3 separate regions of the Homo sapiens genome follow, and all the other regions are linked to region 2. A link is an interaction called in ENCODE POLR2A ChIA-PET data of the cell type or tissue named here. Cell type or tissue: HepG2. All regions are shown on one strand. Links, peaks and the distances in the headings refer to the core of each region. The heading gives the core; the rest is flanking DNA.

Region 1 (4,387 bases), core at 315-4,314, 140 kb before region 2:
AAGCTGGCACATTGCCGGGCCACAAAACCAGAAGTTGATCCTCAATACTTATTGAAGGGAAGGCACTAATCTGGGCACTGAGAAGGAGATAATAAAGCCTAAACATTTTTCCCTAACCTGAAGAAATTTAGAATCTCCCAGAGAAAATTTAAAGGCATTAAAATTAGCTGAGTAAATTGCTGTTCAGATCGCCTAAGTGACTTGTTCAAGCTCACATGGTTAATAATTTGTGGAATGAAGCTTAGGTTTCTTTCAGGAAGTGAGGAACCAAGTAATATTAAGAATACAGGTTACATAGAGGTGAATATTGTATTTATTTTACTTTGTTAAAGCCTGATAACCTCTAAGGACTACGGCCAATTGCTTTTAAGTTATCATCATCACCAATAATAAGGAATATACTTCAATATCTGGTTCTCAGCTGAGCTTTTCATGGTCATGGGGAGAAACATGATAAATTCCTGTTTCTTGCAGGACGATAATGCAGTTTCTCCCAATGTCCTCCTAAATAATAACCCAATGGCATTTTAAAGCTCTTATGAGGAAAATAATGAAATCAAATGTATCAGTATAATCCTTTCCCTCATAATAAGGAGTTCTATATTATGAAAAGTATTTGAGTCTATCTACTAGATACGGATAGTGAAATCTCTTTTTTGTTGTTGTTGTTGAGACGGAAGTTTCTTATGTCTCACTCCAGCAGAATCACAAAGTAAGTAAAAGATAGCACAGGGATTAAGAAGAGTTTATGAGGTAAAAGAGAGAAATGAGAATCTCTCTTCCTTTTCCCTAACCTAAGTCGACTGGAACTGCCACCTCAGCACCTTCAAGGACATTAGCAGTAAGACTTCCCTTCAAATCAAAGGCAAATAAATCAATACTTATTTGCCTTAGAACTCCTCAACAGCTATTTAGTCCTATACCTGAACCACTGTATCATATTTCCATCAAAGCAACCAATCTTCTCACTTTTAATTGAGAGTTAAGTATTGTACCAACTCAAAGCTTCTTTTTTCTCAGAGGAGAAGGGGGCAAGTTCATTTGTATACTTCTCACTAATTCTCCCTGTTCTTTAGCTTTTGGTGGTTGGGGGGTGGAGGGCGGGGGGAAGAAAAGGTAGACCAGAGAGGAAGCAGCCCTGACATGCTAAAACCGAAGGGTGGCCTTGGTAAGAATGTATGGGGAGTGCCCAGCAGATGTCACCACAGGAGTAAAGATTAATTCTGGAAAAGAAAATGTTTGAGCCATGCACAAAACAGCTTCTCTGTCATTACCTTCTTTTGGCTTCTTCATACTGTAGGCTTAGCCTGACCTTTTCAGCTAAATTTGATCTACTTCTTACTCCAATCTAGTGGAAAAAGAAAAAGGAAAAAAGTCAATTAACTCTGCTAATGAATGAAGTAAATTGCTTTTGTTTCTGGGAAGTATGTGTAATTGAAAAGTTAAAGAAGATGGTACTGAAATCGGGAAACACCAATTTTAAAAGACACTTATTTTATTGTCTCAGTAGGGGCAAAACATTTCTTTCAATTCAAGCTCATCTGTTTTTCAAAGACTCTAACATTATTTTCTCTACACGTTAAATTCAAGATAAAAAATATCCTGATACTGTAAATACCAAGGTAAATGTGTCTGGTATCTCAGAGTTTATGAAGGGTGTACAGGTCAATAAAATTTATGAACTGGAACTAATTTTTTTGCCTTTATGAGCCTAATTTCTAGCATTTAGCTTTCAACTGTACAAAATATAAACTAAATAAGTTCAAAAATTAATTTTCAAACAGGTAAGCCCTACTGTTGATCTCTACCTGTTTTACTTTCACAGCACATATTTCAAAGCAGCATAAAAGAATATGAAAAGAAATGGGAATGTATTGAGAAGTAAATACCTGCTAATGGCATCCCAAAATGGAGAAGGTAAAATAGTTAACAATAGCCAAGCCACATTAAATATTTAAATGGCAGATATAAATCACAAATTAAACATTTTAATATAATCAATTAAGATTTACAAAAACAAGTTTTCTTATTAGTCTTAAAAGGCATGTTTTTCTGTTTCTCATTGGCCTAATGTTTATTTGAAAGGACCTACATTTCCAAGACTCTAAACGTAATAGGAAAAAGTTAAATTCTCATATGCCTCTAGCCTTTCAGCGTGTCTCTAAAGGAATATAGCATGAGAAAGTTTGAACAAAGCTACTCATATGGACAAATCCTGACATACTTGGCACCTAGATAGAAAAGATAAGGCTATGATTTTTAAAACTAATCTTACGAAAATGGAACACTGAATGCACACAGCCAGAATCCAAGTCACATATACTTCTGGTTCCAGTTCACCATCCATATTGCAATTAAGGCCCATCAAGGACAACACTGGGCCAACTCTTCAGCACAGATAACTTACATCTCCGGAAATGCTTGTTTGTGACCCAGCATCAAGGGTCTGTCTGGAGAGACATAAATGAGAGTTCACAGGACTACATCTCAAATCTGGCTCAGATCTGCCAATGTTCTGATCCAAATGAAACCGCTCCTGCAGCTTAGCAAGACTCTGTTCAGAAAACACAAAGTGTTTCATAAAGCTTAACAAGTAAGACAGCAAACCTTCCCTACCAGGTGAAATTAAAAGGAAAGAGCTAATCTCAATGGAAAAAAACAACTTTATTTTAGTAGGTACTTACCATTTTATATAATTGAAAAAATAACAGCAGGATATAATTTTGCACCTCCATACATGTGACTTTGGAAGCGAGATCATATTAAACCAGTTGTCTTATCTATCTCAAAACAGCATTTTCCTATGAACGGTATCTTTAAAATACATGCATGTCTTATTTCTAAAAATTTCATTAAGAAGTTATCTCTATTTCAATAGGAACCCACTCACTTCATGCAGCTGAAATTGTGGAAACAGAATATCTATAACATAATCTCTCATTTTAGATACAGTAAAAGAACTTCCTACTTTGAAGACTTCTTCAATTAAGCCATTGTACATCTGGACAGGACCCAAGAGATTATTTAGCTCACATCAATGTTAGGGATTAGGAAACTGAGGCTCAGAAGTTGCTAATGAGTGGCACAGGCATGGAACAAGCCCATCTGTGTGTCTACTGCATGGCACTGCCTGTGGTGACATGTTTGGCTTGGTAAAGAGAATAATCAAAAGCAAATGTGCCTGCTGTGGGCACTCAGGTTTAATAAACTGTGTTTACTTTAGAGGGAGGATATGAACAAGTGAAAGTATTGAAAAGGAAAGACTAATCTGAATTACTTAAAACAATAAAAAGGAAACCCTAGGGTAATCCTAATAAAATGATAAGAAACCATTATTATCAACAAAAGAGCCTGTATTTAATCCTGATATTTAAAATTTTCATGATTAGGAGGAATTAGAAATATCAGAGATCTGAAATTTTTTACCTAACTTTCTCTATTTTCTCTCAAAGGGATATATATACTATATACTATATATATAATATATATATAGTATATATATTATATATATATTATGTAGTATATATAGTATATATGTAGTATATAGTATATATAGTACATATAGTATATATAGTATATAGAATATAGTACATATAATATATAGTATATATAGTATATAGTATATATAGTATATATAGTATATAGTATATATAGTATATATAGCATATATAGCATATATATAGTATATAGTATATAGAGCATATATAGTATATACAGTATATATATAGTATATATAGTATATATATAGTATAGTGTATATATAGTATAAATAGTATATATAGTATATATATATGAGGATAAAACTTAAATGGTCACATCAAATAATATAGAAAAGAACAAAAAAACCTTTTAGTGACCTTGTGCAAGTCTTTTCTATTTTTCCATCTATACAGTGAAAAAAAGTCAGTGTTCTTCAAACTCATCTGTGATGGCAATGCATTCTATCAATTTAGTAGGTTGTTACTAGTATTTTTTTAAATGAAATAGAAGATACTAGAAAATAAAATCAGAGTACATCACCAGTTTAAGAGTAGGCATATTTCTGTGAAATTCATTTGGAGTGTGTATGTGTGTGTGTGCGCGTGCATGCACACCTGTGTATCTATAGGTACACACAATTGTGTGTTACTGGGTTTTGATGTAAAATCTATTTCTTACTGTGGTCAAAGAGGTTTGAAAGTCACAGAAGATATCTAAAGTTTCTTCTAACTCTATTGTCAATCTCTGCATCTACTAATTAATGTAATTTAGTAACTGAAAAGGGATCTAATCTTTTAATTTAATCAGGCCTGCAGATGAATCCAAAGTTTATAGGAAGAATGAAAGATGACCTAAAATTGTTGAATTAGAAGGTTCCAATGTAGATTTGCTCCAGTTCTATTAACTT
Region 2 (4,387 bases), core at 280-4,279:
CAGCTCCCACCGACACTATTATCACTTCATCTTGTTTATTTTAATCAAAGCAAATTCACTACTATCTTTAGAATCTGTTTGCCTTCCCCAAAGTAGAATATAAAATCCATGAAAACAGAGATCTCACCTATTTCATTCAACACCGTGTCCCCGAAATGTATGTGCTAGGCATATAGTGTTTCCAATAAATGTGTGACGAATAGTTTGATTGAATGAATGAATGAGTGACTGAGTGAATGACTAGGTGGTGAAGTCAGTAAAGTAAGCTGGGGACAAATTATGGAGGTTACTGGAAGAAGGAAAAGGTCCTTCAAATGCATACATTTCATTTCTATGGGTACAGGCCTCCGCCGTGTTAAGTGTCCCTGTGGGGACAGGCAATCTAAGCACAGAGCATGAAGGGGCACACACAAAGCAGGTCTCTATTCTCAAATAACTTAGAATCAATTTTATGAAAACATTAGTGATGCAGACACACACAAGCTCCTTACACATGAGACACTAGGAAATCTCTCAAGAATGCATCTACATACGTTCTACAGGCATACCTTCAGGGGTAAATGAAGGACTGAAAGTAGAGTTAGACAATCAAGTTAGTTTTGTAGTCTTTCAATCTACAATAGCAAACCAGGGCACTGATGTTATGTTAAACATTCTGCCAAGTTAAATACTGGTTTCTAGTCATGCTGTCCTATGAGAAATATCATTAGCTATGTCATTTAGCAGAAAAGGGGAAGGGAGACAAAGAAGGAAAAAAGTAAATGATCTGGCTGGGCGTGGTGGCTCACGCCTGTAATCCCAGCACTTTGGGAGGCCACGATGGGAGAAATGCTTGAGGCCAGGAGTTGGAGACCAGCCTGGGCAACATGGCGAAACCCTGACTCTACAAAAAGTACAAAAAAACTTAGCCAGGTGTTGTGCCGCACCCCTGTAGTCCCAGCTACTCCAGAGGCTGAGGTGGGAGGATCACCTGAGCCCAGGGAGATTGAGGCTGCAACGAGCCATGATCACGCCACTGCACTCCAGCCTGGGCAACAGAGTGAGACCCGGTATCAAAAAAAAAAAAACAAAACAGAAAGTAAATGATCTGTTTTTATCAAACTCAAACACTGATAAGCAGCAGATAAGAAAAGAACATATGGTATGGACAGAATTACCAACCAGCCCAAAATTACACCTAGACCAGTAAGTCAACAAAGCTGATAACCCAGTGATACTATGTACAAAGCAGATTCCACACATTCATTCACTGTCACAGTTTCAAAGAAAAAAAAAGACTGGAATTCTAATGTATCTCTATTAAAAACCATAATGCTAAGGAAAACTGCAGAGTAGATTCAAGTTTCACACTAAATGAAACTACATGCTCCTCAAATCTTGTGCAAAGTTGTCTACCACATTTTAAACTTAACTGAATATCACTGCCACTTCATACCAATTATGCAATTATAAAATGCACAACTGTCAATAAAGTATGCAACGTATTCTACAGTCCATTAGTAAGTCAGAATTTTATTTTATTTTTTGAGATGGAGTCTGGCTCTGTCGCCCAGGCTGGAGTGCAGTAGTGCAATCTCCGCTCACTGCAAGCTCCGCCTCCTGGATTCACGCCATTCTCCTGCCTCAGCCTCCCGAAGAGCTGGGACTACCAGCGCCTGCCACGACGCCCGGCTAATTATTTTATATTTTTAGTAGAGATGGGGTTTCACCATGTTAGCCAGGATGGTCTCAATCTCCTGACCTCGTGATCCGCCCGCCTCAGCCTCCCAAAGTGCTAGGATTACAGGCGTGAGCCACCGAGCCCAGCCCTGTAAATCAGGATTTTAATCAGGGGTTTGTAGCACCAATCTCTATAATTCAACGTTTACCTCTGTTGTTCACATTCAGAACTGGTGACCAACACAACCCAGGCCACACCAGAAAACAACACTGCACATGCAGCAGGAGCAAAGTTCACACCAAAGGAAAGCCTCTTTGCCTTCCAAATGTTGACATACTCATTTTCACAAAAATACCAGGGACACTTACTTAGTTAAAAGTGATTATTGTCATAACACAATGTCTATGCTTCTTTAAAATTAAATTTCCTACCTCCACTCCTAGTGAAACCAAAGTACATTAAATGTACACCTTTATTCAAATGCTCTATTGGAACTATTGTAATTCCTCATGAGCTACAGGAGTGAAAAAACAGCTCCCAATACATAACTCTGTTAGTGCATGACTACCTCACTTCTGAGCTGGCTCCATTTTGGAACCATGATTTGTTTACTGACATCAGGGCAAAAAGTATAGGAAAAATTACTGACAAAGCAAAAAAAAAAAAAAAAAAATAGCTCTACAGAGCAGTCTTTGGGACATGCTTCAAAGTGACAGGCATCACAAGGATAATATATGGAATAATTTTTTGCTTGATCATCACCTAGTAATTTTATAAATATTATCAATATGCCACAAGAAAGTCAGTATTTCTAACTACCAAAGCATAATACTATATACTTCCAACAGTCAAGTATAAACAAACAACTATGGTACTTCCAAAAATTCATTTTGCCTGTTTTTCTCATGTCCTATGTACAACTCTTCTTAAGAATTATATAGCAGCGCCTGGTATCTGGTAACTTTATTGAGTGACTGGGGTTGAGCTGTCTCTACACCACAAAAGCAATCTCTACTTTAGGCCCTGCCATGGCAAAGCCAGGTGCCCAGAGATGTCTCTTGATTTTCCATCAAAATAATCATGAGGTATACAGAATCCACAGGCTGCTACATTTGAACAGGGACCCATGAAATCATTCTTACCTTAAGAGTAACAGACCTATTTCCACTACCATTAGGTCCAGCTAATTCAAAGAACCAGTTTGGGAAACTAAGTAACATGCTGCATTTCCTTGTTTTAAAAACAAAAAAAAAAGTAACATGAGATACAAGACAGCTCCTCAAATTCAGCACCCATGTCTGACTCACCTTTGTCCCACACAGTACCTAGAGTCCAAATCCCTTGTGGAATAAATCAGGGGTTCCCAACCCCTAGCCACAGACTGGTACCGGTCAATGGCCTGTTAGGAACTGGGCCGCACAGAAGGAGGTGTGTGGTGCGAGCAAGCATGACCGCCTGAGCTCCGCCTCCTGTCAGATCAGTGGTGGCATTAGATTCTCATAGGAGAGCGAACCCTATAATGAACTGCACATGTGAGGGATCCAGGCTGTGCGCTCCTATGAGAATCTAACTAATCCCTGATGATCTGAGATCCAACAGTTTCAGCCTGAAACCATCCCTCGCAACTCCTCCAATCCCATTCTGTGGAAAAATTGTCTTCCACAAAACCAGTCCCTGGTACCTGAAAGGTTGGGGACTGCTGGCATAAAAGAATGTGCAATGATCACTAATAAATGTGCCATTTTATCATAAAAGGTTAATATTTATAGAAACATTTAAAAATATTGCTATAAAATTTTTAAAGACAATGGCAAACTCTTTCTGTAAAGGGCCAAAGTAAACATTCCAGGCTTTGTGAACCACATTTAGTCTCTGTCACATATTCTTCTTTATTTTTGTTTGTTTGTTTACAGCTTTTCATGATTTAAAACCCATTCTTAGCTGGAGGGCTAAAATGAGGCCTACAAAGCAGAATTTTCATATAAACAACAAACATGGTTATGCTTCCACCAAAGAAAATCACTTCGTTTTGTGTGACTTTTAAGAGGTCTTTTAAAATTTTATTTTTTAGAACAGTCTTAGATTTATAGAAAAAAAACCACAAAATTAGTGTGGAAAGTTGCCATATATAGTCCACACTTACTTTTCCCTGTTGGTATGGTACATCTATTAACATTAATAAAATTAACTACAATCGGGCCGGGTGTGGTGTCTCACACCTGTAATCCCAGCACTTTGGGAGGCCGAGGCAGGCAGATCACTAGGTCAGGAGTTCAAGACTAGCCTGGCCAACATGGTGAAACCCTATCTCTACTAAAAATACAAAAATTAGCTGGGTGTGGTGGCACATGCCTGTAATCCCAGCTACTGGGGAGGCTGAGGCAGGAGAATTGCTTGAACCCGGGAGGCTGAGGCTGCAGTGAGCCGAGATCACAACACTGCACTCCAGCCTGGGTGAAAGAGTGAGGCTGTGTCTCAAAAAAAAAAAAAATTTTAACTACAATCCATACCTTATTCAGATTTCCTTAGTTTTCACCTAATGTCCTTTTTCCAGCCCAGGACTCCTCCACCCCTGGGACACATTACATTTAGTCTTGGTGTCTCCTTACGCTCCTCATGGCTGTGAGGGTTTCTCAGACTTTCCTTATTGGTGAGGATCTTGACGGTTTTGAGGGGTACTGGTCAGGTATTTTATAGGATACCCCTCTACTGGGATCCAGTAGGTGT
Region 3 (4,387 bases), core at 250-4,249, 110 kb before region 2:
TTGTCTTAGGCTACAAACCTGTACAGCATGTTACTGTACTGAAAACTGTAGGCAACTGTAACATAATTGTAAGCATTTGTGTATCTAAACATATCAAAAGATAGAAAGGGTATAGCAAAAACATGGCATCATAATCTCATGGGACTACCATCATATATATGTGGTTTGTCATTGACTGCAGTGTCATTTATTTGGCACGTAACTATATTTTTATTATTTTATTTTTTGAGACAGCATCTCACTCTGTCTCCCAGGCTGGAGTACAGTGGCACAATCTCAGCTCATTGCAACCTCTGCCTCCCAGGTTCAAGTGATTCTCGTGCCTCAGCTTCCTGAGTAGCTGGGACTACAGGTATGTGCACCACCACATGCGACTAATTTTTGTATTTTTATTAACAGTAGAGATGGGTTTTCACCACGTTGGCCAGTCTGGTCTCAAACCCCTGGCCTCAAGTGATCTGCCCGCCTCAGCCTCCCAAAGTGCTAGGAGTGAGCCACCACGCCTGGCCACATATTTTTATATGTAAGGTAAATTTGTTCTAGTAACATGTCCAGATGATATTCTGAAAATTTCTCTCTTGTTCCCCCTCCTACATCCCCAAATTAGGATTTTGATATTGCATCCTTATATTGTTTCTATTTTTTAAAATATCTTTCATTTATTAAAATTTGTTTATATCCTTCAAAAATGTTTTATAATTTTCTCTAGATAGGACCACTATATTTCTTGATAAAAGTTAATTCTAGATATTTTATGATTTGGGTTTGCTATTGTGAATATGATTTTTTAATTTTATATATTATGAATGGCTATCATAGATATGTTAAAAGATTTTACATATATATAAAATACATATAGATTCTATTTATTAGTTCTAATAATTATTCATCTGAATCTTTTCCTCCCACATAGAAAATGGTATTTTAACCATATTTATTTATAATAAATGGCACAAATTTTAAATGTACAATATGATGAGTTTAGACAAGTATATATAATCATGTACCACCAGGACGACAACAAAATATTTCCTCACGCCTCTTTATAGTCTATCTCTACCTGGCCCCTAGCAACCACTAAACTTTCACTGTTTTTGAAATTCATCCATGTTGTATCAGTAACCTGTTCCTTTTAAATTACATTTTATGGATATATCACAATTTGTTTATCCATTTATCTATTGATAGACATTTAGGCTGGTTCCCAGTTTAGGCTAATAAGCATAAAGCTCTCATAAATATTTACACTGAATTCGTTGTATGGGTATATGCTTTCATTTATATTGGGTAAATACCTGTAAGTGTGATTGCTAGATAGTATGTTAAATATGTTTAACTTTGTAAGAAATCGCTAACCCGCTTTCCAAAAGGGTTGTACCATTTTGCATTCCCATAGCAATGTATGAGACTTCCATTTGCTAATGGCTTCCCATTAAGCACTGCTGTAGCTATACCCAATAAATGTTTATACAGTGTATTTTCCCTTTTATTTAGTTCAAAATATTTTTAAATGTTCCTCATGAGCTCTCTTCTTTGGCCAATGAATTATTGAGAAGTATGCTAATAATTTCCAAGTATTTGACAATTTTTCCAGATATATTTCTGTTTATGATGTCTAATTTAATTCCACTGTAGTTATACTCTATGCATTTGAGTCCCCTTAAATGTACTGAGACTTCTTTTCATATTCTAGAGTAAGGATTACTTTTGTGATGTTCCGTGTGCACTTCTGCTGTTTTTAAATGGTGTGTTCTATTTTATAAATGTTAATTGGATCAAGTTGGTCTGTTATTGTTTACATCTTCGACAGCATTGCTGATTATCTGACTACACATTCTATCATGTCCAACTATAATTAGAGATTTGTCCTTCACCTTGCAGTTGTATTGGTCTTTATTCCAGGTATTTGAAGCTCTGTTAGCATGTGCATACATCTTTAAGATTCTTATGTCCTTTGATGAACTGATCTATTTATGATTATAAAATCTCTAGTAATAGTCCTTGTTCTGAAGTTTAGTTTGTCTGATATTAATATGACAACTGCAACATTCTTCGGATTTGTATTTTCATGATATATCTTCTTGAATATTTTAATTAACCTATCTAGGCCTTTATATTTAAAGTAGGTCTGTTGCAGCTATCATGAAATTGGGTCTTGTTTTAACCATTCTGATAATCTTTGCCTTTTAATTGGAGCATTTAGGCCATTTATTAATACATTTAGTATATTAGCTTTCTTATTGTCATATTTTCTTCCTCTATTCTTGCCTTCTTTTGGGTTAACTAAATTTTTTCTAATGGTTCCATTTTATCTCCTTTATTGGCTTAAAAGTGTTACCTTTTTTTTTTTTTTCTTTTTGAGACGGAGTCTCGCTCTGTCGCCCAGGCTGGGGTGCAGTGGCACGATGTTGGCTCACTGCAAGCTCCGCCTCCCGGGTTCACGCCATTCTCCTGGCTCAGCCTCCCGAGTAGCTGGGACTACAGGCGCCCGCCACCACGCCCGGCTACTTTTTTGTATTTTTAGTAGAGATGGCGTTTCACTGTGTTAGCCAGGATGGTCTCAATCTCCTGACCTTGTGATCTGCCCACCTTGACCTCCCAAAGTGCTGGAATTACAGGCGTGAGCCACCGCGCCCGGCCATTTTTTTTTTTTTTTTTAAAGTGGATACTCTAGGGCAGGAATCAGCAAATGACAGCTCATCTTGTGGCCTGATTTTTGTTTTTGTTTTATGGCCCACAAGTTAATAAAGGTTTGTAAATGTTTAACTATTATCCAAGAAAAGTAGAAAAAAAGAGCAAAAATCTGCACCAGAGACTGCACATGGCCTGCTATATGAGTTTTCTGATGCTGCAGGACAAATTACCACAGACTTAGCAGCTTAAAATTAATTACAATTATTTAATAGCTCACTAGGTTCTCTGGGCTCTCTGGTCAAATTATCACAAAGCTGAAATCAGGGTGTTAGCCAGGCTGAGTTGTCATCTGGGGCTTTGCAGAAAAATCCACTCCAAACTTCATTCTCACTTTTGGCAGCATTCAGTTCCTTGTGGCTCTAGGACTGAGACTTGTATTCCTTGCTGGCTATCAGTCAAGGTTGCTCTCAGTTTCTTCCCATGTTGGCCTCTCCCTCTGTAATCCAGCAATGGTACATTTAAACCCTCTTATGCTTTGACATCTAATGTCCTCCCCTACAACCAGCCAGAGAAATTCTGTCTTTAAAGGGCTTGTGTGTTACCTCCAGTTCCCCAGGATAATTTCTCTACCACCCAGAATAATTTCTCTATCTTAAAGTTAACTCTGCCATATTAAATAATGAATCATATTCAGCCTGGAAATTATGAAAGGCATGCATACTAGGAAAGGTGGGGGAGGGGAAAACCTTGGAGGATTGGAAAATATTTTAGAATTCTGCTTACTATACCTGCAACATCTAAAATATTTACTATTTGGATCTTTATAGAAAAAGTTTGCTCTAATGTATAAAATGTGCAGTCTACTTCCAATAAAAGTCACTACTTTATGAATAGTCAAAGTGCCTTATGACAGCATCCTTCCGTTCTCCCCCATTCTGTGATGTCTTATATTTTGCTTTTAAATATTTTATAAACCTCACAACCTATTTTATTATCTTTGTTTAAATAGGCATTTTTATTTAAAGAGACTTCAAATTATTTAAAAAGTCTTGTATTTGAATATGTATCATCTCTAACATTTTTCATTATTTTATTTAGATCCAAATTTCCAGGTGGTATCATTTTCCCTCTGCTTGAAGACATTACCTTTAACATCTAATATGTTACAGCTCTGCAGGCACTCAGTTCTCTTGTTTGTCTGAAAAATTATTTTATTCTTTATTTTTGTGGTAAAATATAAATGTTAAGACTTACCATTTAAGTATACAATCATGTGGTATTAAGTGCAACCATTATCACTGGTCATTTCCTGAAATTTTTCATTGTTCTAAACTGAAACTCTGTCCCTATTAAACAGTAACTCCTTTCTCTTCTTCCTCAGCCCCTGGTAACCACTGTTCTATTTTCTGTGTCTATGAAATTGCTTATTCTAGGTACCTTACATAAGATGAATCATATTTGTTCTTTTGTGTCTGGCTTATTTCACTTAACATAATGTTTTCAAGGTTCATCCATGTTGTAGTATGTACCAGAATTTCATTATGTTTTAAAGCTTAATAATATTGCATTATATGTATATGCCATATTTTGTTGACATTTACCTGTGATGGACACATAGGTTGTAGGTATGTAATAGTTAATTTTATGTGTCAATTTGGAGGATATTTTTGGATAAGATTAATTTTTAAACTGGTGAACTCTGAGTATACAGATTGCCCTCCATAATGTGAATATACCTCATCCAATCAGTTGA

Evidence for each region. Peaks named below come from ENCODE experiments on the same cell type or tissue, not always from the same donor. Only the 100,000 strongest peaks of a DNase experiment are listed, where the experiment ranks them.
Region 1: POLR2A ChIA-PET joins it to region 2 with 5 read pairs; 6 of 35 experiments call an interaction of 5 or more read pairs at or near these places.
Region 3: POLR2A ChIA-PET joins it to region 2 with 6 read pairs; 10 of 35 experiments call an interaction of 5 or more read pairs at or near these places.

Annotation. Positions count from the first base shown.
Region 1 is chr4:183,246,881-183,251,267 of GRCh38, reverse strand. It overlaps WWC2 (WW and C2 domain containing 2), which reads right to left. Exons shown (of 23, transcript NM_024949.6): 7 at 2,408-2,554; 8 at 1,275-1,348. Among named protein-coding and RNA genes, the nearest start is that of WWC2-AS1, 8.4 kb to the right of the region's middle. In HepG2, for the core only: a CTCF peak has its summit at 1,191 (motif pointing right); no DNase peak of the experiment used is centred there.
Region 2 is chr4:183,108,379-183,112,765 of GRCh38, reverse strand. The region is part of intron 1 of WWC2 (WW and C2 domain containing 2); the gene reads right to left. Among named protein-coding and RNA genes, the nearest start is that of WWC2, 11 kb to the right of the region's middle. In HepG2, for the core only: no CTCF peak of the experiment used is centred there; DNase peaks (open chromatin) are centred at 1,185 and 1,935; H3K4me3 peaks cover 1,193 bases.
Region 3 is chr4:183,218,806-183,223,192 of GRCh38, reverse strand. The region is part of intron 4 of WWC2 (WW and C2 domain containing 2); the gene reads right to left. Among named protein-coding and RNA genes, the nearest start is that of WWC2-AS1, 20 kb to the left of the region's middle. In HepG2, for the core only: no CTCF peak of the experiment used is centred there; no DNase peak of the experiment used is centred there.